2 separate regions of the Homo sapiens genome follow, and region 1 is linked to region 2. The links are chromatin loops, found by intact Hi-C in ENCODE. Cell type or tissue: chondrocyte. All regions are shown on one strand. Each heading gives the region's core, and the rest is flanking DNA. Links, peaks and the distances in the headings are about the cores only. Region 1 overlaps TRIP12 (thyroid hormone receptor interactor 12). Region 2 holds the start of SLC16A14 (solute carrier family 16 member 14).

Region 1 (12,665 bases), core at 2,007-10,006, 290 kb before region 2:
GGAGAGACTTCATTCAACTACTTCAGGCCTCTGATGCATAACAAGTTTGTATCTATGCAGCAACACTGTGATCTAAAAAAAAAAAAAAAGTTCCAAGAAATCCCTAAGAAAAGGCAAGCAATACTTTATAAGACAAACGTTAAGAAGTCTTTATTACTCACTTTTTAAAAAATGTCTAAGATTATGAAAGGCCCATGTAAATTTTTTTAAACTTAAGGATCAAAAACCAACATGCAAAAATGCAAATTCCATCTAAAACTGAAGACAACAAGTTAGGAGAAAGAAGACAAATGGCTTTCCAAACTGGAAATGCCTCCGTGTATGAAATTCCTATAGGGTAACAATTAAGGTACAGAAAATTAGTCATTTAAACTAGAAACAGTTAGAATGTTCTGATTAATTAATTAGTCATTTTTTAAAGAGCAAACTAAATGCTGTTTAGGATTCTAAATAATTCAGAATATCAATGAGGTGGCAGATTATTGAAAGTAAATGGTCACAGAATTATGTCCATTTTTACTTCTCTGCAAAAACCCACTTTTAAGCCTCTCTCCATTTTAGGTGTCATTTGAAGACCTCCAAAGGGAGGCATTTTATTTTACATTTGAAGTATTCTTCAGCACAAAGATTTAAAAAAAAAAAAAAAAAGAAAGTTCTCCATTTTCATGTTCCCCCCACTGGTAAGCTCTCAAAACTATCCTCTGTGACTCCCTGTCACAGATCAAGGTGATTACTATTACACCACTGGAAAGTCTTCTCTCATAGCTACCAAGGAAATATCTTATTTCTAAAGATGTGCATTACAAAGTGTTGTTATTAGATAGGAATCTAGAATTTACAATGTCCTAGAGATGTTTAAAAGGAATTTACATTAGTTTCTCTAGATTTTATATATTAAGTCGAGAAACTAACGTAAATTCCCTTTAAACATCTCTAGGACATTGTAAATTCTAGCACATTTTCCATATTTCTTTAGAGAATTTAAGCTACCCAGTAGAATCTGAGCCAGGACAACTTGCCCCCATCTGTATATATACTTTATTAAAGAAACAGGATGTGGTTTTTCAGAATGTCACCATTTCTCATGCTCTTGTTCACAGTTGGTTATTATAATAAGTCAATTTCTGGAGTGTGGATTCTGTGCCACTCATTTTATATTTTTAAACTGACAGCATCAGGAACAATAAAGGATAGAACAAATCTCAAAAAAACAAACAAACAAAAAAACTACTGACAAGAGAACTGTGGCGGCATACTGCATTTGAGACAAGCATATATCACAGAGCTTGCATGGTGTGGAAGCATGCAGACAGCCTGGGTTTGAGTTCCTACTCTGTGTTCTCTAGGTGTGTGACCTTAGGCAGGTTGCTCAATCTGTCTGCCCTGGTTTGCTCACCAGTAAAATAGAGGTAACAACAATACCCCAATCTCATATGGTAGTTGTTGGGATTAAATAAATTAACATATATATGCTATCTAAAACAGAGCCTCCTGTTTTACTTGCTTTTTTGTTTCTCCTTTTTTTGTTTTTCCATTATTTACCTAAGAGATAATCCTAAACAACACTGTAATAGTTTAAAACTTACCAAGTTGTGAAGGGAAAATCAAAATGGTTCTAAAAATTCTAAAATGACAAATTCTGTACAGAAAAGGTGGACTTAGCCTCTTTGAATACCAATTTCTCTTAACAGACTTACTTTTTCAAACAGCACCAAATAATTACAAATTAGTATGGGAGATAAAGTGAATCTTACAAATCTTCTAATAAAAAGACACTCTAAAATCCTATCCCTCTACCATAAGATCCTCTCCAACTCATCAGGAGAGGTGACACTCTCCCTCACTACAGAATCTTAACTTGCTATTCTTACTTAATTTATAAAATGAGAGTTGATTAATATTGGTCCATGTTACCAGCCCAAACAAGCTTTTTGGGTCTGTGCCACAAAAAAATAGAATCTTGTTTTCTTCTAATAGCAGATACAGAACCATTATTAATCTCAGATTGAGTTAAATAATTTATCTATTGTTAATTATATACATTAAAATTATACAGTAATGATATGAAGTTCAAGGTTATCTATGAGATGTCACAGAGAAACCTCAAAATGTATTACCAAGGAATAGTTGTTGGCACTCATGGTGACCTTTAAAAAATATCTTCCTGAGATCTCTAGAAACAAGACTGTTCCTAAATTAAGCTACCTTTTTTGAAAATAAATCTGTTCTGAGAATAGTTTTACTGACTCAAATGCTAAAAGATGATATAATGTCTGCCCAGATACATAATATGTCCATCTAAAATTTAATTGAAAGGAGTCCTTATTTATGGTTTGATTTAGAATTGTATTTGCTAATCAAGATGTTTATAGCCTGCTGTGAGTATAGGTCATGTGACCCACTGTGAAATCATATGTCTTAGTTAGTACAATAAAAGAATTAAAATCTTCTAAAATAAAACATTAATATAACAACTGAGTCAAATACAAACTATTTAACAAAAGCCTCATTTTTCTAAAATAAAGACTTGATCTACTGGACTGTTTCTTCTAAGCCTACCTGGGATTTATCTTGTTCAAGTCTTTTCTTCTGTCTGACAATGTCTTCTAGGTGATAAACTGATCTGGCTACAACTGGGTCGATGTCAAACAAATCGTGTGATGTCAGTGAAGTTTCTTGCCGTAGCATCCATTTATAAAAGGGTAAGCCAAGGGGAAGGTCCACCTGAAATGGAATATGCATAATATTTTCACTGTCACACTGAACTTCCAGCATTACCTCCATCTAAGGCACTTCAGGAGATCATTTAAATATTAATAGGTCAAGTAATCCCCAAGAAAGAAAATTCTGTAGTTACAAACTATTTCTCCCACTACACAAAATTGATTCTCTTGATTTGGGGCTCTAAATGCATTTCCACTGTAGTCTGTATTACTGAATATCCCAATGCAAAAAATGTTAAGGGAAAAAACTTACTATATTTAAAATAGAAAACTAAATGGAACTTCTAAAATAACTGATAAACTGCCCACTCTTCAGTTAAAGTGAAATTGTAAACTTGTCAATTTGGCCACAGGTGAAAATGTCTTAAACATACTGATAAAGTGCCTCCGAAAACATGAGAAGAGCACGGTGGCTCATGCCTGTAATTCCAGTGCTGTGGGAGGCCAATGTGAGAGGACTGCTTGAGGCCAGAAGTTCAAGAGAAAAAGAAATGAAGAAATGTCCAGAAACATTCCAACCTCTATGAATACTGATCACTCGGGTTATTTTCACAACAGCACTCTAATGTAAATTTAATGAAGTTTAGTTACATGCACAAACTTTCCTACTGAATTAAAAAGGTAATGTCAGACTTTAAAAAATAAATAATTAATACCACCTTAACTTGCCTGATTATCTGAACCCTTGCTATCCAAGGAGGGGTCCACAACCTGGCAATCGGGCATGCCCTGGGAGCTGACAGGAAAATTTAGAATCTTGGACAGTAGGACAGTCTTACCCCTGCCCTACTGAATCAGAACCGGCATTTTTAACAAAATCCCCAAGTAATTCATATGTGTATTGAAGTTTGAGAAGCATTGCTCTAAACTATAGCAGTAAACTACAGGGGACTGAGGTACTTGCACAGAACATTCTACACCAAAACTGCAAAAAGCAAACCATCCTAAACTTACCAATCTGAAATCCATGATAGCCTTGGCCATTAATTTTCCTAAGAAGCGAAACTTCATCTTAACCTTTGCGATATGAGCTGGCTTTGCTGTCCTACCAAAGGGAAGCGCAAACAGGCCCTGGAGGTTTTGAATATACTTGGTCCCTTCTTGGCTCCCTGAAAAACAAGCAATGCAGCAAACTTCAGATGATGTTTCCAAAAACAAAACAAAACCTGGTAACTAAGAACATTTAAGAAATTAAGCATTCTCAAAATTGGAGTGCAGATCACTGAATGAAGTCCTCTAGAACTGGACAGGCCTTCCCTATTTGATAAATGAGAAAACAGAGGCTAAAAGAAAGCAAGTACAGCTGTCCATTAGAAATTAAATATGTCTAATAAACTGTCAGAGTCCATTACCTGATCTGAGTAACACAAACCAACTAACTTACAGATAGGCATTACCTTTTGGATTGCTAAGAGTTACTTCTTCACCTCTCCAAAGACCCAAGTCAGCTCTCTGTAGTTCCTGAGATACAAGCGCATAAAACTCCAGTGTAGGCCCAAGACCTGTACCAACCTACAGAAGAACACAAGTAGAACGATTTCAAATTTTAAGAATTGTGTTTTTTTACTGCCAACCTCTTGGAAATGTGCACACTAACAGCAACTGTTTACCAGGATGCATTAGAGATTATTTTCCAAAATGTCCTGGCTGGATTTATTCTTTCAGTCCTGGTCACCTGAAACAAAAACTAGCAACTCTTTATTATTTCCTAGCCGCTAAGGCCCCAACATGTCAGTTGAACAATTTCAGGTTGTACTCACAGAAGTGCCACTGTGGCTACATATCTTTCCTTCAGGAACAATATGGCATTGTCTGCATATGGATGTCTTTCCCCTTTTTCTCTTTAGTGAACTGTTACCCCAAAACCAGCTCAAATGTCACCCTCTCAAGGGGAAGGCTCCCCCCAGCATCTGCTCCCAACAGTTAGTCTGTTCCTTTTTTCTTGGGGCTTATTTTTCAGCTACTTAAATACTTACTACATGACTTTACCACAATTTCAGTATATGCTTGCATATTTCACAGGATGATAACTATTTTGGTCATCCTGTTATCTCTGATAGTACCTGACACACAGTAGCCATTTAATAGAGATATGTCGAATAAAATACAAATAATGGAAGGTCTGATTCCACACCAGCACAGAAAGGACTAACGGCCTCATACAGGACACCAATGCTTCTCAACTCCCAGGGTGCACTGGAATCCCCAGAGCTTTATCAACATGCACATATAGGGGTGCCACGTCCTGAAGATTCTGATCTGGCAGGTACAGCTTAGAGCCTGGGCACTGGTATTATTAAACAAGTTCTGAAGGTGACTGTGCAGCCTAAAGTGAAACTACTCCTCCATGAGACACCTGATGTGGACATGCCTGAAGCAGTGTTCATAGCTTGCTCCTTCCTTCACGATCTGTCAAGGTCCCGCCAGATCAGACCATAAACAAAGATATGCAGGTAGTGACAAGTTCATATCACAGGTTATACTCTAAGTCTAACTGTAACCCTGTCAAGAAGGCAACATTTATAGATTACTTGTAAACAAAGGGTACTATTTTAGCATTATTACAGTTACTCTTAAAAATTACCCACACTAGCTTAAAAGTTTAGAGGTAGTCCACTAAACGTTTAACTCTCTCAAAACAGAGATCTGCTTGGGCCTAGTGGTGCTTTCCTGATTAACCCCAATCCTATTAGAATTCCACACCAGTAAATGGTATCACCATTAAACCCAAAATGAATAATCCCACCAAATCCTTAGAGCCGTCCTTGGCCATTCTTTAAACTCGCATAATCCAATCCATCAGAGTAAATACAATAAGCGCTGCCTTCAAAATGCATTCTAAACTAATTACCAACTTTACCCAGCTGCCATTCTCTGTCATCTGGTCCACTGCTAAAGCCTCCTAGATGGTCTCTGCACTAGCATTCCCGACATCTTGTATCCCATTCTCACAGGAGCAAGCGTAATCCTTACAAAACACAAGTTCGCGGCATCCCTTTGCTACTTTCCAAAGGTTTTCCATCTCATTCAAAGCACAGCTCCAGTTCTTACCACGGCCTACATGACCCCTCTGCCCACCCTGCTCAGTCTCTCTGACTCCTACTACTCTGCCCTTGCTCTCTATGCTCGAGCCACACTCATCCTCCAACAGGCTAGGAACACTGCTTCTCTGTTCTTGTGCTAGAGATACTCTTCCCCCAGACGCAATGACTTGCCTCCACTCAAATGTCCTCAGACTGCCCTACGCATCCCCATAATGCTTCATCCTCTTATTTTTACTTTTCTTCCACATGGCCTAACATATATGTGTACATGAATGTGTGTGTATGTATTGGCCTCCCCAAACTAAAAGATAAGCTCCATCATGGGGGTGGGAGTACTTTGTATATTCTGTTCTGCACTGAATCCCAAGCACTAGAGGCCTGAGGAACAAAAGAGAAGCAAAGAAAAACCTGCAGTAACACATGGTATCCACTAGATGGTGCTAGTCAATTCTCCTTTTGGCATAACATTATCCCAGGTTCAACAGAAGTCACAGATCAAATTAGTCTATTTCCTTCATCCAATGCTGTTGTTTCTAAAAGGATTCTTAAAATATTAAATCACTAAAAGCACTTCCTCTGTGAGCCTCTGCAGAAGGTGGAAGGCCCAGGTCATGTTTGCTTTGCTGATACAACCTGGGGGTGGCCAGCACCCCCACAGAGTAACCTGATCTCTTCAGGGATTATCATTCTACCCAACTACACCACTAAAAGTGTAGGTACTTGGTTGAGCTTCATTTTTCTTTTTAAAGGAAAGGAAAGCATAAAACCCCAGAAACAGAAAAACAAAAGTTTGACAACTTGACTTAAAATGGAATCTTTTTCTCTCAAAACTAACACATACTGGCACTTATTATGTGACAATGGTCTGAGTGTTTCACACATTGCAGCTCATTTTATCATTCTAACAACATGAGGAGGCAGCTGCACTAATTATGTAAAGGGCTGAGAGGACACTGATGAGTTTATGTTAACTTGCCCAAAATCACATAGCCAGTAAGTGGGCAGGCCAGGCTCCACATTCCCTGCTCCTGATCTTCCACATTCCCAAAAGGATACTGGGTCACTGGGTCATTTGTAACCCTAATCCTGGGGGTTTGGGTGGCTTGTGAGCCCAAAGACTGGTATAATCCTTCCCTGGCTTACCAATCATCCCAATTCAAATAGGAGCCCACACTGTGACCTGACATTTTCACTGGGATTCTTCTAGAGCTAGTTAGAAATTCTTCCTAAAGGCCACCAGCTGACATGTACAGCTGAATTTGAATCATAACCTGAAGCCCTATGCATCTCACAAAGTCAGTGCTTGTGAGGTAGGGGTGGAGGTACTTTCCCCTTCCCCAGTGAAGCAGCTCCTGGAATCTTTTCCGAGGTCAACAGGTAAGACCCATGAAGGAAGGGCATAAAATCTTGACCTTACATTAGCAATCCAATCCTGCTCCTTAGAACAACCTGTGTGAAGACATTTTGAGCTTGTTTAGGTTTCACGCAAGATGCAATTTTAACAGAACCATGAGGGATGAGAGAGGAAAGATATTTCCTGGCAAGAGAAAAATATGCTGAAGAAAGTGGAATGTACGTTTAAAGAGACTAAAAACATACCAAATGGTTAGAGCAAAGGTCCTGCAGTCTCATAAGTAACAAATTTGGATGCACCAACATATAAGAATCGCATCCTCTGAGCAACAGCCATGATCAAGCTAGATTCAAAAAATCCGTATCTCTTATGCCAGCAGTCCAGGGCCTCCACTCCATCTGGCCTCCTCCTTTCTATCCCCCTTCTCCCAACACTTCTACAGCAGTACTAACTTCTGCCACTCACCACCAAGCCTGACCCTTTGCTCAGGCCCCATCTCCTACTAGAAAATGGTTCCTCAATCTTCCTGTTCTCTTTCACTAAGGTCTAACTCAAGACATCTTGAGGACAGCACTCCTTGTCTGAATGCGTCATTCAGTTGGCACCTGTACCACTACCTTGCCACACTCTTTGGTACCTTTGTCCTGTGTCTCCCTAACTACACTGTAATCTTTTGAGTGCAGAGACTCTGCCATAACCTGGAACCCTAGCATGCAGTATACTTTCCAGTACACAACAACTTATAATTTTACCTTTGGTGACTGAATACTCTTAGCTTTTTAAAAGTCATCAAGAAGGAGAAAATGCTTAATAAAATGAATGAAAAATCAAAGTCATGATTAAAATTACTTAAATAGGCACAGGTAGTATCACACACTAAACTGCTAAATCTATGATACTTACCATGAGCCAGTTCATGTACTCAGTTCATGAACTCAGTCACAACTTTGAGGTTATACTATTATTACCTACATTTTACAGATAAGAAAGCTGAGGGGCAGAACCTCCATTAAGAGGTTCAGGGAAGCCCCAAAACTCTAAGTTTTGTCTTAAAACAAAAAAATTAGGTGAAAGAAGAGGGGGGAAGTATCCCAAGAGACTTTGCTTGTTTAAAAGTATCTGAAAAGAAAGAAAAGACAAAGACTAGAAGAGAAGTTTCATTTTATTCACGGATGATATAAATGTCTATGACACAAGGCAGCAAGCTATACAACTGGCGGGCCAAACTACAGCTCCAGCCCCAGGGTCTGTTTTTGTACTTTCTGCAAGCTAGGAATAACTTGTATCAATTTTAAGCGATTAAAAATAATTTGAATAGTATTTCACAACATGTGAAAATCACATGAACTTTACATTTCTGTGACTATAAAGGTTCACTGGAACACAGCCATGCTCATTCAGTGTCTATTGCCACTTTCACACTACAAAGGTAGAAGTGAGTAGTTGTGATGGAGACCATGTGACCCACAAAACCTGAAATATTTACTATCTGGTCCTTCACAGAAAGTTTTCCCAAGCCATGGGTCTACAATAATCGTAAGTGATTTATTAACAAGTTTTAAGTTTATGAAGGTCACAGAAAACAAGGTTATGATACAAAAACGAACTGTATTTCTAGAAACCAACAAACAACTGAAAATGAAAGAACAGTATCATTTTCAGCTTCATCAAAAAACCACAAAACATTTGGAGCGAAACAAAATATGTGCAAGAAAGACCTCTAGATGTAAATAATGAAAAATTAAAGATTCAGATAAGTGTACACCACATTCATGGATCAGAAGACACAATGCTGTAAACATGTCAATTCTCTCCAAACTGATCTAAATTGAAAGAAATCCGAATCAAAATCCTGTCAAACTTTTTGTAGACACTGGCAGGCTGATTCTAAAATTCACATGAAATAAAAGTTGAAAATAACCAAACCATCTTTTAAAAAAAAAAAAAAAAAAGGCCAGGCACGGTGGCTCATGCCTGTAATCCCAGCACTTTGGGGGGCTGAGGTGGGTGGATCACCTGAGGTCAGGAGTTCGAGACCAGCCTGACCAACATGCAGAAACCCTGTCTCTACTAAAAATACAAAATTAGCTGGGCGTGGTGGCGCATGCCTGTAATCCCAGCTACTCTGGAGGCTGAGGCAGGAGAATCACTTGAACCCAGGAGGCAGAGGTTGCAGTGAGCTGAGATTGTGCCATTGCACTCCAGCCTGGGCAACAAGAGCAAAACTCCGTCTCAAAAAAAAAAAAGAGAGAGAAAAGAAAAAAAAAAAAAGGAGGACTTATACTACCTGATTATGACTTACTATAAAGCTATGGTGATCAACACAGTATAGAATAATAACAGAAAAAAAATCTAGAAAGAGATCCAGACATCACAATCAACCAGTTTCCCACAAAGGGGTCAAGGTAATTAAATAGGAAAAAGAACGGTCTTTTCAGCAGATAGTGCAAAAAAATCTGAATAGCCTATGTCTGAAAGAACTTCAAACTGTAATTAATATATATATATATAAATTAACTTAAAATGAATCACAGATGAAAAGCCAAAACTATAAAACTTCTAGAAAAACAAATATAAGAAAAATCTGAGACCATGGTTTAGAGAAAGATTTCTTAGGATGCAAAAAGCACAAACAAGAAAAAAAAAAAAAAGATAAATGGATTTCATCAAAACTGAAAATTTCTGCTCTTCCAAAGACATTTTATAAATAAATGAAAAGATAAGCCACAAACTGGAAGAAAATAATGGCCAAAATTCTTGAATACTTCTCCAAAGAAAATACATGAATGACCAATAAGCAATGAAAAGGTCACATTATCAATCATGAGGGAAATAAAAATTAAAACCACCATAATATGCCGCTATACATCCACTAGAATAACTAAAACAATACCAAGTGTTGTGAGTATGAGAAGCAATTGAACTCGCATATATACGTTACTGGTGGGAATGTAAAATGTGACAGCCACTTTGGAAAAGTTTTGTATCTCTAACAAAATAAAAACATATCTCTATCTTACCAAATGACTTAGCAATTTAGTTCTGAGGCATTTACCCAAAGAAGTAAAAACATGTGTCTCCACAAGGAAATGAATACAAATGTTCACAGCAATGTTACTCAAAATAGTCAAAAACTGGAAACAACCCAAATGTGAATCAACTGGTGATTGTTAAACATACTTTGGTGCACCCATATAATGGAATACTCAATATATAGTTCATATAATGGAACTACTCCATAATAGGAAACAAATTGACACATGCAACATGGATGAATCTCAAAAGCATTATGCTAAGTGAAAGAAGAATGACAAAGGCTACATACTGCATGACTCCATTTATGATATTGTAAAAAAGACAAAATTACAGGGACAGAAAACACATCAATGTTTATCAAGGGCTGAGGATGGGGTAGGGGATAGAATGACTGATTTTGCAAAGTGAAATGGGGGCACTTTTTGTGGTGATCAGAGTATTCTTTATCTTGACGTGAAAGTGGTAACAAATTGCATCTGTCAACCCTTAAAACTACAAAACTACATTTTTGAAGTATGCAGTTATTATTTATATCTCAGTAAACCTGATTTTTTAAAAAAGGCAATTCAAACATTTTGAAAGTTATCAGCTGTTTAAAATATCCTTTCAATTTATCAACTTAAAGACTAACAACACAAATGTGTTCTTACGCCAGGAAAAAAACTGCCTTTTATTATTTAGTTGAACCTTTGAAAAATGGAGAACTTAGAACAAATCATTCAAGAGAAAAGAGAGCAAAGTCTCCCAACTGTCTTTCAGAATTTCATAGTACCAAGAAACTCAAATAACATTTAATTAAGAGCACAAGTCAAGCTAAATAACCATCACCAGACTCCAAGCTCACCTCATTTTCATACTGGATTTCTAACATGGCCCGTGAGCTGCCGAGGTCCTGCATCACAGACTCCGCCTGTTTCAGCAGCTCCTCTCGGTTCACAGTACGCTACAAAGAAAGTACAACTGTCAGGAAACTATGCTCTACCCATATTACACTTTAATAAACAGGTGGCATTTCTTGAAATGCAAAAGAACAAGATCAACTCAATTGTTAACACTTATTTCCTTAAACAGGTAACTCAGAAAAGGTTAAGAGGTAGCTGTATTGCTACAAATATCAACAGCACCCTGGCATACATTAAGGAAATCAGATGCAAGAGTAATTACTAATTTATCTTGTGGCCATGGCAAGTTCAGAAAATTCAAGTTGGGGAAGAAAAAAATCGTCTTTGCCAAATATCAGTGCAATTCTCAGGGCTGCAGTTTCATGAAATTTCCCTGGGTACATTTATATTTAGATAGAGAAATAGATATGGAGGTGACAGGTCAAACAGGTGAGCTGGAAACCTACTGGCTCTGATCTGCCAAGATCCTACAAGCACTACTACAAACACCTGCAAATGAGATTTTAAAAGGTCCTGCTAGATTTCTAATTTATGCCAATATCAGTGCTTATGGAATCCTAATAAAGATACGAATAGGATGACTTTTTTTTTTTTTTTTTTTTTAGGTGGCGTCTCGCTCTGTTGCCAGGCTGGAATGCAGTGGCGCAATCTCAGCTCACCGCAACCTCCAACTCCCTGGTTTAAGTGATTCTCTTGCCTCAGCCTCCCAAGTAGCTGGGATTACAGGCATGCGCCACCACGCCCAGATAATTTTTTTTTTTTTTTTTTTTTTTTTTGTATTTTTAGTAGAGATGGGGTTTCACCATGTTGGCCAGGATGGTCTCGATCTCCTGACCTCATGATCCGCCCGCCTCGGCCTCCCAAAGTGCTGGGATTACAGGCAGGAGCCACCACACACCGGGCCCAAGAAGATTTTTTTAACTACAATGTTTGCTTTATGTTTTGTTTTGCTTTTCAGTATACACTTCACTCCCTGCCATCCATCTAACTCCTTTATTTTATTACTAATGTCTCTTATGAAACTTTTGGAGATAAAGGCTTTAGGAAAAGAAACTTAAATCCCTAGCGGAAAAAAACAGGTAAATGAACAGAAAAGACCTAAGTAAAAACAGTGCTGGTGAGAACTGTAGAATCGGTCTCCACTGGAAATGGCTCAGGGCCCCGTGGTTCAGAGCCACAAATGTGGAGCCAAGATTAGAAACACAGATTAAGTTAGCAATACTGGAGCTAACTGGTATAAGAGACTCAAAACATATAAAGGATTTTGTTTCAGGCTCTTCTAATTGGAGTGACTTGTTAAGGGAATGAAATGGATCTGATTAATTCCAACTATTACATAAGGGATCAATTTTTAAAGGCAGGAGATAGTTTGAACTCCTAATTTAGAATGAAAAAAGTTTCAGTGAGAGAAGACAAGATTCTTTCTTGGTCTAAGAGTTACGGCAACTAAAAGAGAAAAGAGAATTGTAGAAATTATTTCAGAAACTGGGGGGTGGGGAGGAGAGAAACTCTTAATGAAGAATAAGGAAGAATCACAGCCCAGTTCCAAGAGACTGAAAGGAAAATAGGGCTAGCTGAATATGACCAAGGCCTCCAAGACCAACAT
Region 2 (12,665 bases), core at 1,848-9,847:
ACTATGTTGCCCAAGCTGGTCTTGAACTCCTGGCTTCAAGCGATCCTCCTGCCTCAGCCTCCCAAAATGCTGGTATTACAGGTGTGAGCCACTGTGCCTGGCCTGTTTCATTTTTCATGGTTTTTTTTGGGGGGAGGGGATGAGAATTAAGTGTGTGTATAAAGACTGAGGATAAGGAGCAGGAGTCGGGGGTGGAGAGAGAGAGATATTATGATGATAATGACTAATCCTGGAGATGGTGAAACAGATTGGTCTTTATTAGGAAGAGAGACCCATCCTCTGAGTCTGGAGGAAGGAGGGGGTGGATGAACCTATGATGGTAGTGGGATGGAAAACCACATCTGATGGTTTAATTTCTTTGGTGAAGCAGGAAGTTAGGTTATCGGCTGAGAATGAGGAGGGCAGAGGTTGTGTAGGAGACTTAATGCTCAGAATAATGGAAAAGACTGTTGCCTACAACAAGTGGAAATGATTGCTGGGCAGTTCCAAAGGTCAAGTTGAGCCCTGCAGGGTCCCACTGCCCAGCTATGGCCATGGAGCACCAAGGACAGAGCCAGGGAGCACTCTGCCCCGGAGCTTGCAATAAGCTGGAGGACTTAAAAACAACAAACAACTAAAAGTTGGTCTGCTTTCTAAATCATCACTACATGCCAGCAATTCTAGACAATTACACTGAAAAAATGTTTAGCTGGTCTAAGTTCCAATTATGTTGAATTTTAATTATGTATATGTATGCTTCAAATTAGCTGGTTCTAATTTCTCATCCTTTTGTAAACATTGTATTCTACATGGAAGTTATTTCAAGAACTCCTGGTTTTACAGTTGACCCTGGCACATGTGTAGTCCCAGCTACACACATTATTTGGGAGAGGAAGCCCCTAAGAGTTCAGAATTGTTGGCAAAACAATACCCACTTGGCAAAATCCACACCCACAACCCCTGTGGTGTTATGTGTTGCCGCCTTTCTCAGAACACTCTAGGTGAACTGTGCCAGCACAACTATTGTCCAGAAAAAGAACCAGATCTCAAGTCACTTCACTTGTGTCACTCTATGTACTCACTTGGAGATTCTAGTTTACAATTTAAAATAGTGAAACAGTGAAGACTGCGAGGTACAAAACCTTGGTTTGGAAAGTGACATTTTAAATTAATACTTGAAATGTTTTACTCAATTTGAACAATATCTTTTTTTTTTTTTTTTGAGACAGAGTGTTGCTCTGTCACCCAGGCTGGAGGGCAGTGGCGTAATTTTGACTCTCTGCAACCTCTGCATCCTGGGTTCAAGCAATTCTCATGCTTCAGCCTCCTGAGTAGCTGGGACTACAGGCATGTGCCACCACACCTGGCTAATTTTTGTATTTTTATTAGAGACGGGGTTTCGCCATGATGGCCAGACTGGTCTTGAACTCCTGACCTCAAGTGATCCTCCTGCCTCGGCTTTCAAAGTGCTGGGATTACAGGCATGAAGCACTCTGCCCGGCTCACTATCTTTAAAATTGAAATATATTCTTTTAATTATTTTAACACAGAAGAACAATAACATAATGAGTATTACTGACCATTACATGATTATTACTGAAAATCATTTTGTTGCCATGGCAGAGGGTGATGTAAAAAAACTATCCATTCTGGGTGTCAAAGGCACTAAGAAGTCTCGAATTGTAGAGCTTTTCTCAGGAGTGTTCTGATGTGGACGGGTAGGAGAGAGGAGCAGATTGTGGCAAATTGCACAGTGCCTGCAGCCTATTTCTATCCACACCTGAGTTAAGAATTTTTTGTTTGTTTTTACCTTTTTTTTTTTTTTTTTTGAGACAGGGTCTTGCTCTGTCACCCAGGCTGGAGTGCAGTGGCGTAATCATAGCTCACTGCAGCCTTGAACTAGCAGGCTCCAGTGATCCTTCTGCCTCAGCCTCCCAAGTAGCAGGTACTACAGGCATGTGCCACCACAACTGGCTAATTTAAAAATTTCTTGTAGAGATGGACTTTCACCGTGCTGCCCAGCCTAGTCTCAAGCAAGCCTCCTGCTTTGCAATCCCAAAGTGCTGGGATTACTTTATCTTTCTAAAGGCTATGTTTCCCAAAAACCCTAAAATACTCTGACCACTTAGAGGAAAAGTTTGCTGACCCCTGGACTAGAGCATTCGTTCTGGCTAAGGGTTTACTGGGGGAAAAAATGAGTGTAGGGGATCCAAGGGTACCAGTGGAGAAGCAACTTAGTGGATCTGTCTGGGGATCATCTTCTTTCTTTCTGTCACACCTTGTTCTCATTATTATTTTTACATTTTAAATTATTCCATCTCCTCAACAGCTGTCCAGTCCTCAGCCACTACAGCACCTATGTGCAGTGCTGCTCTTGGCCTGGGTCCTTCCTCCTTCACACATCTGGCTACCTCCCATTATCCAGATTGCTGGGAGTGATAAAATGTTTATCTCAGAAGCCAATTTCCAGGCCGGCGCAGTGGTTCAAGCCTGTAATCCCAGCACTTTGGGAGGCTGAGGTGTGTGGATCACCTGAGGTCAGGAGCTCGAGACCAGCCTGGCCAACATGGTAAACCCCGTCTCTACTAAAAATAGAAAAATTAGTTGGGCATGGTGGCAGGTGCCTAAAATCCCAGCTACTTGGGAGGCTGAGGTAGGAGAATTGTTTGAAGCTGTGGGGGTGAAGGTTGCAGTAGTGAGGTGAGATCACGTCACTGCACTCCAGCCTGGGTTAAAGAGCGAAACTCTGTCTCAAAAAAAAAAAAAAAAAAAAAAAGCCAATTTCTTCAGCCCTTCGAATTATCATTAGGATGGAGTCCCTTCAGCACCTTCTCCCAGCTATTATGTGTGATTTTCTCTCCTTCCCCTCCTCTCTCCTTCCAGCCTCCTCACCTCTTCTGTTGATCCTTCAAGATTCAGTTAATTTATAATAGTGAAACCCTGAAACAGTGAAAAAAGACCCTGAAAACATCTTTACTATCTAACATCAGAATACTTGTTAAATCAATTGATTGTAGCATAGCTAGACAATGTAGGTCTCTCATCAATAATAAAGTTCACACTTTAGCGTGACCCTGTACATTTTCAAAGAGCCCTAGACAGCTTTATTTTTGACATATGTAATAATCTCTTTGTTATTTCTACTAAGACATGTATCCATAGGAAAAAAGACTGGAGCAAAACAAAGAAAAATGTTGATGGAGATTATTCTTTGAATGATGGTCTTACCAGTAATTTCCCGCTTCTTTCTACTATCTTAGTGGTGAGAAATTTCCTCAATATGCCAGGTGTGGTGGCTCATGCCTGTAATCCCAGCAATCTGGGAGGCTGAGGTAGGAGGATTACTTGAGCTCAGGAGTTTAAGACCAGCCTGGACAACAGTGAGACCTCATCTCCGTAAATAAAAATTAGCCAGGCACATGTGGTGGCGCATACTTGTGGTCCCAGCTACCTGGAGGCAGAGGTGGGAGAATTGCTTGAGCCTGGGAGGTTCAGGCTGCAGTGAGTTGTGATCATGCCACTGCACTCCAGCCTGGGAGACAAAGTGAGACCCTGTCTCAAAAAAAAAAAAAAAGTTCCTCAATAGATATATATTACCTGTATTATAAGAAAATAAAAGCTACCTTTAAAATATTGTCTGGATCAGCCTCTTACCTCCAGGTAAATTAGTGGCTGACTTGTAAAAGAGAAAACAAAACAAGATGACCTCTATTGGGAAGTCTTCCAGTATGTCTTGGGTTTCAGCCTTGTCTGTGTGTGTGTGTGTGTGTGTGTGTATGTGTGTGTGTGTGTGTCTGTGTATGCATGTATCTGTCCCCTTCCCAATGTCTGAGCCTGCTTGGGGCTAGAAAGGGATGGGGCAGCCCTTGCTCTCCAAAGCTTACAGCGCAGTGCAGAGCTGCATTGTCAAAGGGCCAGTGGATGAGCCCAGAGAGGGTTCAGAAGGGATGGTTGGTGAGTGTCTTCCCTCTGCCTCTGTTGTGTGCAGAATCCTGAGGAGCCAGAAACAGGAGAACCAGGCAGCTTGACACAAGGTGTGAATAGCTCATAAAAATGTCATTTTGCTGTCCATGGGAAAATGCTCAGCTATGTTTAATGTGATGAAACAACAATACATGGCATTTTCCTGAAGTTCATTTACAACCAAGGAAGGCTTTGAAGTAATACAAATTTAAAAGTTAGAGTTTTTTAGGCCGGGCGTGGTGGCTTATGCCTGTAATCCCAGCACTTTGGGAGGCCGAGGTAGGCGGATCACCTGAGGTCGGGAGTGTGAGACCAGCCTGACCAACATGGAGAAACCCTGTCTCTACTAAAACTACAAAATTAGCCGGGTGTGGTGGCGCATGCCTGTAATCCCAGCTACTCGGGAGGCTGAAGCAGGAGAATCTCTTGCACCTGGGAAGCAGAGGTTGCAGTGAGCCGAGATCGCACCATTGCACTCCAGCCTGGGCAACAAGAGTGAAACTCCATCTCAAAACAAACAAACAACAACAGGAAAAAGTTATAGTTTTTCAGCCCGTGTGTTGAAATATTAAGCACTTTTCTAAATCAATGATAAGAACTTTATATTCTTACTGAATTATTTATGGGTGAAGAGATGTAGGTGCCAACAAACTGCTCTTGATATTTCCAGTTTGTTCATAAATAAGTGACACTGAATAGCATTTAATGGACAAATTTTATTCATGAGGCACAAGGGTGCATGTAGAATATAGTAAAAAAGTTCTTTTTTTTTTTGAGATGGAGTCTTACTCTGTTGTCCAGGCTGGAGTGCAGTGGCATGATCTCGGCTCATTGCAACCTCTACCTTCCAGGTTTAAGCGATTCTCCTGTCTCAGCCTCCTGAGTAGCTGGGACTTCAGGTGTGCACCACCATGCCAGATAATTTTTGTATTTTTGTAGAGATGGAGTTTCACCATGTTGGTCAGGCGGGTCTGGAACTCCTAACCTCAAGTGATCCACCTGCCTTGGCCTCTCAAAGTGCTGGGATTACAGGCGTGAGCCAGCATGCCTGGCCCAAAAAGTTCTTTTGGATCCTCAGGAGGCCCCTATAGATCTGCTGAGCAATGGAGTCAGTTGTATTTCACACTTAAATCTCTCCAAAAGTAATTACTGTTTTGACTACTCATGGTTAACTTCTAGACCAACTAGTTAATGAAAACAAAAGACAACAGAAAAACAAATGTTTATCCCTCCAACTCCAAGATTGCTTGTAGCATTCATATAATTATATACATGTATAATTATATATGTATTTATATAAGATATAAGAATAATTTTAGTATTATAATCCTACTCCACACCTGGAGAGGGAGAACTTAGAGGGTGTATCTGTACCCCTAGGCTCCATGTCTTTGACCACCATAGGGCCTTCAAGCTCCCTTACATTTTCTACATCCTGACATACATGTAAAATGACGATATGCATGTGGCACCCTGAGGCAGTGAATGTGGGGCTTCTGCTAAGGATTAATATGTAAAATGTGGCAGAACACGGTGGCTCATGCCTGTAATCCCAGCACTTTGGGAGGCTGAGGGGGATGGATCACTTGAGGTCGGGAGTCTGAGACCAGCCTGGCCAACATGGTGAAATCCCTTCTCTGCTAAAAATACAAAAATTAGCCAGTGTGGTGGTGCGCACCTATACTCACAGCTATGCAGGAGGCTGAGGCAGCAGAATTGCTTGAACCTGGGAGATGGAGGTTGCAGTGAGCTGAGATGGTGCCACTGCACTCTAGCCTGGATGATAGAACGAGACTACCTCAAGAAAAAAAAAAAGTAAAAGGTAACCCACTCTAAGCAAGCTTGCTATTGGAAGCTTGACAAAAAATATTAGGGCTTCGTTATGAAGAGGGTGAAATAAGAAAATGGGAAGATTACGGGAGCAATAGTCAGCCTTCCATTCTCCCCAAATGAGTTCATAGACGATGAAAAAGAAATTGTAAATGGGGGGTAACATATATAGGCTATGAAACTGGGTCAGCTACATATTTACGTGATAATAGGCAGAAATGAAAATAACAGATCCTTCTAGGGTGTTTCAGATATTAGAACAAAATTAAATTTTCTACAGCAGCGTAGAAAGTTTTACAAGCAAGTCATTTTTTTTTTTTTTTTGACAGAGTATGGCTTTGTCGCCCAGGCTGGAGTGCACTGGTGAGATCTCGGCTCACTGCAACTTCCGCCTCCCGAGTTCAAGCGATTCTCCTGCCTCAGCCTCCCGAGTAGCTGGGACTACAGGTGTGTGCCACTGCATCTTTAGTATCTTTAGTAGAGAAGGGGTTTCGCCATGTTAGCCAGGCTGGTCTCGAAACTCTGACCTCAGATGATCCACCCGCCTCGGCCTCCCAAAATGCTGGGATTACAGGCATGAGCCACCGCGCTGGGCCAAGTCATTCATTTTTAATTTGGCTATTGTTATTACATTGCATGTGGTGAGCTCATTACACATAAGGAAAGCGGGAAGCACGAAGCTAAAATTGAAATTACAGTCTTCCCCAAAGCTACGCAGAGCGTGGTGGTAGCGGCTCTGCATCCCACGCAGGTGAGTGCGGGCTTCACCTTTAATTCTGCTCTGCAGGCGCTTCCGCGCTCTTCACCTGGTGTGTACAGGGCATTTGGGGCCTTTAGAGGGCGCACTTGCGGCCAGCAGGCTGAAGAGGCTGCCGCGGAGAAGGCTGGGGAGCGGAGCTGAGCTGAGCTGGTGCAGACAGCATAGGAGAAAAACAGAACCGAAAAATTCACACCGAATTAGGAGGACTCAACACATACATGCTTCGCTCTGGGTCAGGGACTGTGCTTGGTGGCTTCTCCTCCAGTCCAATTGGCATGAATGTCCGCATTTTACAGAGGAAGAATCTGAGCCATCAAATGGGAGCAATGAAGCTTAGAAAGGTTAAACTAGCAGGCTGTGGAAACCAAATCGGAACCCAGGCCTGCAGGATCCCAAGCCTGTTTTACCTCCTCCCACCCCCAACACTGCCTCTCTCCCCTCTCTTCTCTCTCTCTCTCTCTCTCTCTCTCTCTCTCTCTCTCACACACACACACACAGCCGCACACGCACGCACATGCAAACAAAGAAGCCAGACAAGGCAAAGGAGAATCTCTCTAAGCCCCAATAATGGCCCTCAGTCATCCTTGTTAATGAGCCCGAATCAACTTTTCCTCAGAAAGAAAATGGCTTAATTGGAAAGCAGAGTTCAGCTCCTAAAACATCGTCATGGCCTTGGCAGCGTTTAGCCCCGAAATGGCCGTCCCCGGTCTCTCACCCCATTTCAGCCTCTCTTGAGGAGCCTCAATCGGAAGCGCTAAGGGGGCCCAGCCTCTGCGCGCCCTGGGTGCGGGATCGTGCCCGCGGGGTCCGGCCTCGCGCCCCACCCTTCGAGCGCCCGCCCCCACCCGCGCTCGGTGCTCCCGCTCCCTTGGCACCCCGAGACCACATCCCCACTTCGGGCACCCCGCATCCCTCGGCGCGTTCGGAAGCCAGCAGCCCACCGGGGAAGCTGGGCCGGCTGCAGCACCACAGCCTGTGCAGAGAGGCATCCGCACCCCGCGAAGTCCCTAGGCGCAGCCCCGGGTCCCCCGCTCTGCGCCTCATCACTGTCCAGTTCGAGTCCCAAACGGGCCTAGAGAGCAGCCGGGCAGCGAGGCTGGGCTCCGGGCAGAACGCGCTTCTCCAGCCGGACGGGGGTGCCCAGGATGACGCTCGCGGGGCCCCGGCCAGCTTGAGCAGCAAGGCGCGCGTCCCCAAGCTCCGCCTGGCGGTCTGCCCTGAACCGCCGGTTACCCTGCCCGCCCGCAGCTCCCAAGCCCCCGCGGCGGCCTTGGCACTACCACCTGCCCCGGCACAGTCTCGCCCTCCACCGCCCGGGCAGCCTTTCCCGAGCCTGCCTTGGGCTGGGGCTGCCCCTTCCCGGGGGTCCCTGGGGGTGCAGCGGCCATCTGAAACCTAGGCTCCGATGCCCCCGGCGTCGCTCCATTCCCCAGGCCCGCGGCGCGCGCGGCCTCGGATACTCACCGCCCGAGGCCCGCTGGGCTGCGGCCTCACTCGGCTCCACGCCCGGATCCTCGAACTTGCTGCTCTGCTTGGAGCCCCCTGAGCTGCTGGGTGTAGAGATTTGTTGCAATGTCGCCTATCATCCTGGAGACGCGGGTGCCTGCGGCTCAGCTCTCCGCCCGGCTCGGTGCGCTCTGTGAGGGGCTCCCGGGCTCTTCCGCCGCTCGCTGCCAGGCCAGGTGAGCGTTTGGTGGAGCTGAAAGCTCGACGCCTCAGTCCAGGTGGCTTTAAAACGGGTGCGTTTGGAGGTGCCCAAACCTAACCTGGGCTTCCTTCCAATCGGAGCAATTTCAAATCTTCATGCTCGTTCATTCCTATACCGGCTAATTCTGGTTTGGCAGGGAAAAAAAATGCAGTCACCTCACATGCACACTCTTGTGGCCGGTTGAAGTTTATAGCTTTGGCTGAGGTTCCGCTAAGGCGCTGCACATTTATCACTGGCGGAAAGGTCCTGAAATCTAATCCAGGATGCAAGTGAGACTAGCAGTAGCCTCCATTTCTCTGAGATGGGAGAGAAGGGATGAAACAGACCCTCACTGAAATATTTTTGGCCAAAGAGGACTCAAAGTCCCTTATTCTCTCTCTTTTAGAGACACGGGTTTCACTATATTGCCAGGCTGGTCTCGAACACTTGGACTCAAGGAATCCTCTGGCCTTGGCCTCCAAAGTGCTGGGATCACAAGCTGAGCCACCGTGACCGGCCAGTCCCTCATTCTTGTTTCCACCCTGGGTCCCACCTCTCCCTGCTCTTTCTGCACGTCCATTACCTACCTTCGTGGGCACCAGGCACAACTTTCATCTCAATACCTCCCTACCTCATTCCCAGCAGGGCACACAACATAGTGCTTTGCCTTGGACAGTTTTCTGTATTATTGAAGTGAATGTGTGAGTCGATGAAGCCTGTGCTGTTTTTTCCCGCCTGAAGGTTTTGCAGTAATTCTCTGCTGCTGTTGTGATAAACTGCCACAGTAATAGCAGAGGAAAACCACACAAATTCACTATTTTACAGTTCTGGAGGTCGGAAGTTTGAAATGGGTCATACTAGGCTGAGATCATGGTGTTGGCCACCTTGAAGGCTGTGTTCCTTCTCGTGGCTGTAGGGGAGAGCCACCAGCTTCTGCAGGCCGCCCACATTCCTTGGCTGGTGGCTCTTCCTCCATCTTCAAAGCCAGCACTGCTGCGTCATTTTGTCTTCTTTCCATACTCACATTGCCTTGTCTCCCCTTTTCTGCCCCCACCCCTGTCCACTTTTAAGGACCCTGGGGATTACATTGAGTCCAATGAGATAATCCAGATAATCTCTCTATTTTAAGGTCAGCTGATTAGCAACCTTAATTCCATCTGCAACCTTAATTCCCCTCTTGCCATGTAAGGTAACAAATTCACATGTTCCAGGGATTAGGATGTGGACATCTTTGGGAGACCATTATTCTGCCTACCACAGATTTCCTTCTTTCTTCTTTTCCTTTTTCTTTTCTTCCTTCTTTTTCGTTTCTTTGAAAAAAAATTCACATGTATTTCACATTGCCTTCCTCGGTCACCCAAGCTGGAGTGCAGTAGCATGATCACAGCTCATTGCAGCCTCAACCTCCTGGGCTCAGGTGATCCTCCCACCTCAGCCTCCTGAGTAGCTGGGACTACAGGCACACGCCACCATGCCTGGCTAATTTTTTTGACTTTTTATAGAGACGGAGTCTCATTATATTGCCCAGACTGGTCTTGACCTTTTGGACTCAAGTGATCTGGCTGCCTCACCCTCCCAAAGTGCTGGGATTACAGGCATGAGCCGCTGCACCCGGCCTATATTGCTATTTCTTATATCAATTCTGTCTCTCTTTTTTTTTTTTTTTTTTTTTGAGATGGAATCTCACTCTGTCACCCAGGCTAGAGTGCAGTGGCAATCTTGGCTCACTACAACATCTGCTTCCCAGGTTCAAGCAATTCTCCTGCCTCAGCATCCCAAGTAGCTGGGGTTATAGGAGCGTGCCACCATGCCCAGCTAATCTTATATCAACTCTTGATTTAAAAATTATTGAGGCTGGGCACAGTGGCTCACGCCTGTAATCCCAGCACTTTGGAAGGCCAAGGCGGGTGGATCACTTGAGGCTAGGAGTTCAAGACCAGCTTGGCCAACATGGTGAAACCCCGTCTCTACTAAAAACACAAAAATTAGCTGGGTGTGGTGGCGCCTGCCTGTAATTCCAGCTGCTTGGGAGGCTGAGGCACGATATTGCTTGAATCTGGGAGGCGAGAATCGCTTGAACCTTGAGCTGAGATCGTGCCTCTGCATTCCAGCCTAGGCAACAGAGTGAGACTCTGTCTCAAAAAAAAAAAAGAAAAAAAAATTTTGAGAAAATTGTGAGAAATTGTGGCCAAGTGAGGGCATTTTGATGAGGTGCTAGGCTTCAGTGGTTTACATATCTTACTTTTGCTGATAAGAACACGGGCAACTGGATGGTTAGTGTTCCCTTGGGCGGTGCCTCTCATATCCACTCATTTCAAGCAGGCTTTTGACAGCAAGATTAGGGTTCCTGACAAGCACTTCAATTGCCGATGATCCATTTTGTTGGAAAAGAAGTCTGTAAGATTTTTAAGTCTGTTTTTTTTTTCTCTGAAAACTTGCCCACTTATGGAGGTATGATGGATCTCATATGAACTGTGCATATTTAGTGTCCAATTTGATGAGTTTCAGCATATGGAGGTAGGATGGATCTCGTATGAACTATGCATATTTAGTGTACAATTCGATGAGTTACAGCACGTCTATGGAACTACCACCTCAATCAAATGACTCCAAAATTTTCCTTGTGCTGCTTTGTAATCCTTGTCCCACCTCCACACACCCAGGCAGTCTTTAATTGGCTCTCTGAGAAGCTTCTACTCTGGACCATGAAGGCTTTTCTGATCAATTATTTTGTCTTCATAAGTTTCACTGCTCTTACCTGTCTGTTGGTCTCTCAGTGACACAGGTGGATTGAGGACAGGCCCAAAGCAAAGAGGACTGTGACCCATAAGTTGGTATGTCTGGGTTAAATAAATAGAAATCCACTATCAGGCCAGGCGCAGTGGCTCATGCCTGTAATCCCAGCACTTTGGGAGTCCGAGGTGGGCGGATCGCCTGAGGTCGGGAGCTTGAGACCAGCCTGGCCAACACGGTGAAAACCCATTTCTACTAAAAATACAAAAATTAGCAGGGCGTAGTGGTGGGTGCCTGTAATCCCAGCTACTCAGGAGGTTGAGGCAGGAGAATTGCTTGAACCCAGGAGACGGAGGTTGAAGTGAGACAAGATAGCGCCATTGCACTCCAGCCTGGGTGACACAGCGACACTCTGTCTCAAAAAAAAAAAAAATCCATCTTCAATTAGAATGTAAAATATAAGCGCTAAACTCTTTTCATGTATCTGAAGTAGAGAAACCTGACATTCTCCCTTGATTTTTAGGCAAATTATATATTTTCTCTCAATAGCAATCTTACCTTTAATTGAATTGCATTAGCTAACAACCTTACATCTTAAGAATGTAAACTAATTCACATGCTGCCTGTAAAAGCCTCCTCTCTTAGTTCTAATCATGTACTCAATTGATTTCATAATCCCACCTTGGAGTTGGGGTGAAACTGAGAATTTGGACAATCTTTGCCTTAATTTTGGTGGTTTAATGGTGTAGAATAGGCACAGAGTGGGATAGAATTAGCTTTTGAGAAAGTTGCTAGCACAGAACATTGAAGGGGTTAGAGAAATGCCTTAAAGTGTCACCGTGACTGCCTCATTGTTGTAGCCAGCCCAGATGTAAAGATGACCCACAACCCACATGGTCACCAAGAATATCCTCTGTCTCTCAGTATGGCCCTGTTCCCCACTCCTCTGAGTTTAATGTGGGAGATCAAAGACTAGAATCCAGAACACAAGTGCCTGAAATGCAAGTGTGCTCAGAAATCACAGGGCAAGCCACACGCTGCACAGCCAGGCAAAGTTTTATGAAGGAGGAAGGAAATGCTTTCTCTTACACAGGGCCAGAAATCCAGTGCTGTGCCCAAATCCGTGCCACCTCTTGGCTTGGTGGGTCAGTCTGTGCCCCCCCAGGATTCTCCCTGTGACTGGATTTATCTTTCCGTAAGTGCAGATGCTTTTACCAAGTGGGGACCTTGGTTACATCTGGTCTTGGCAGGTATCTTCAGTCTTGGCCTGCTGCCAAACCAGCCTCCAGGGATTTTGGACTTCAGCATGGCTTATGGGGACAGAAGGAGGTTGCAGGGCTGATAGCAGCCTTCAGCAGCCTGGAGTCTCATAAGAACCACCACACTGAGATGACATTGGTCATGGCTTCTGGGTGCCTCATAAATTTCAGATTTCAGCAAGGCCTCATTTTTATGCTTTATCCATGAACCATATGTGCTAGTAGTTACTTTTCAGCTATTCATTTATTTTTTCATTCAACAAATATTTGCTGAACGTGTATGATGTGATTTTATGAAGTGCTGGGGATACAGCAATGAACAAAACCAACACAAATGCTTTTCTGCACTAAGTATATGTTCCAGTGAGCAAGAAAAACAAGTTATATATATGTAATGCATATATGTGTATGTGTATTTATTTCTCTCTCTATATATATGTATATATATACATAC

What was found. A loop is a pair of places that touch in the nucleus more often than their neighbours do. Peaks named below come from ENCODE experiments on the same cell type or tissue, not always from the same donor. Only the 100,000 strongest peaks of a DNase experiment are listed, where the experiment ranks them.
Region 1: it touches region 2 in a loop (3-fold over the local background); 7 of 110 quality-filtered maps call a loop at or near these places.

What each region holds. Positions count from the first base shown.
Region 1 is chr2:229,774,756-229,787,420 of GRCh38, forward strand. TRIP12 (thyroid hormone receptor interactor 12) reads right to left here. Exons shown (of 42, transcript NM_001348323.3): 34 at 11,002-11,100; 35 at 4,121-4,235; 36 at 3,678-3,832; 37 at 2,560-2,724. Among named protein-coding and RNA genes, the nearest start is that of DNER, 67 kb to the left of the region's middle. In chondrocyte, for the core only: CTCF peaks have their summits at 6,204 (motif pointing right) and 6,484; no DNase peak of the experiment used is centred there.
Region 2 is chr2:230,060,559-230,073,223 of GRCh38, forward strand. It overlaps SLC16A14 (solute carrier family 16 member 14), which reads right to left and starts at 8,366. Exons shown (of 5, transcript NM_152527.5): 1 at 7,997-8,366. LOC107985995 (a long non-coding RNA gene) reads left to right here and starts at 6,181. Exons shown (of 6, transcript XR_001739918.2): 1 at 6,181-6,219. RefSeq lists enhancers at 7,074-7,844, 8,240-8,359, 8,370-8,429 and silencers at 7,220-7,469, 7,740-8,009. In chondrocyte, for the core only: CTCF peaks have their summits at 6,605 (motif pointing right), 7,723, 7,944, 8,388 and 2 weaker places; DNase peaks (open chromatin) are centred at 6,629, 7,653 and 7,815.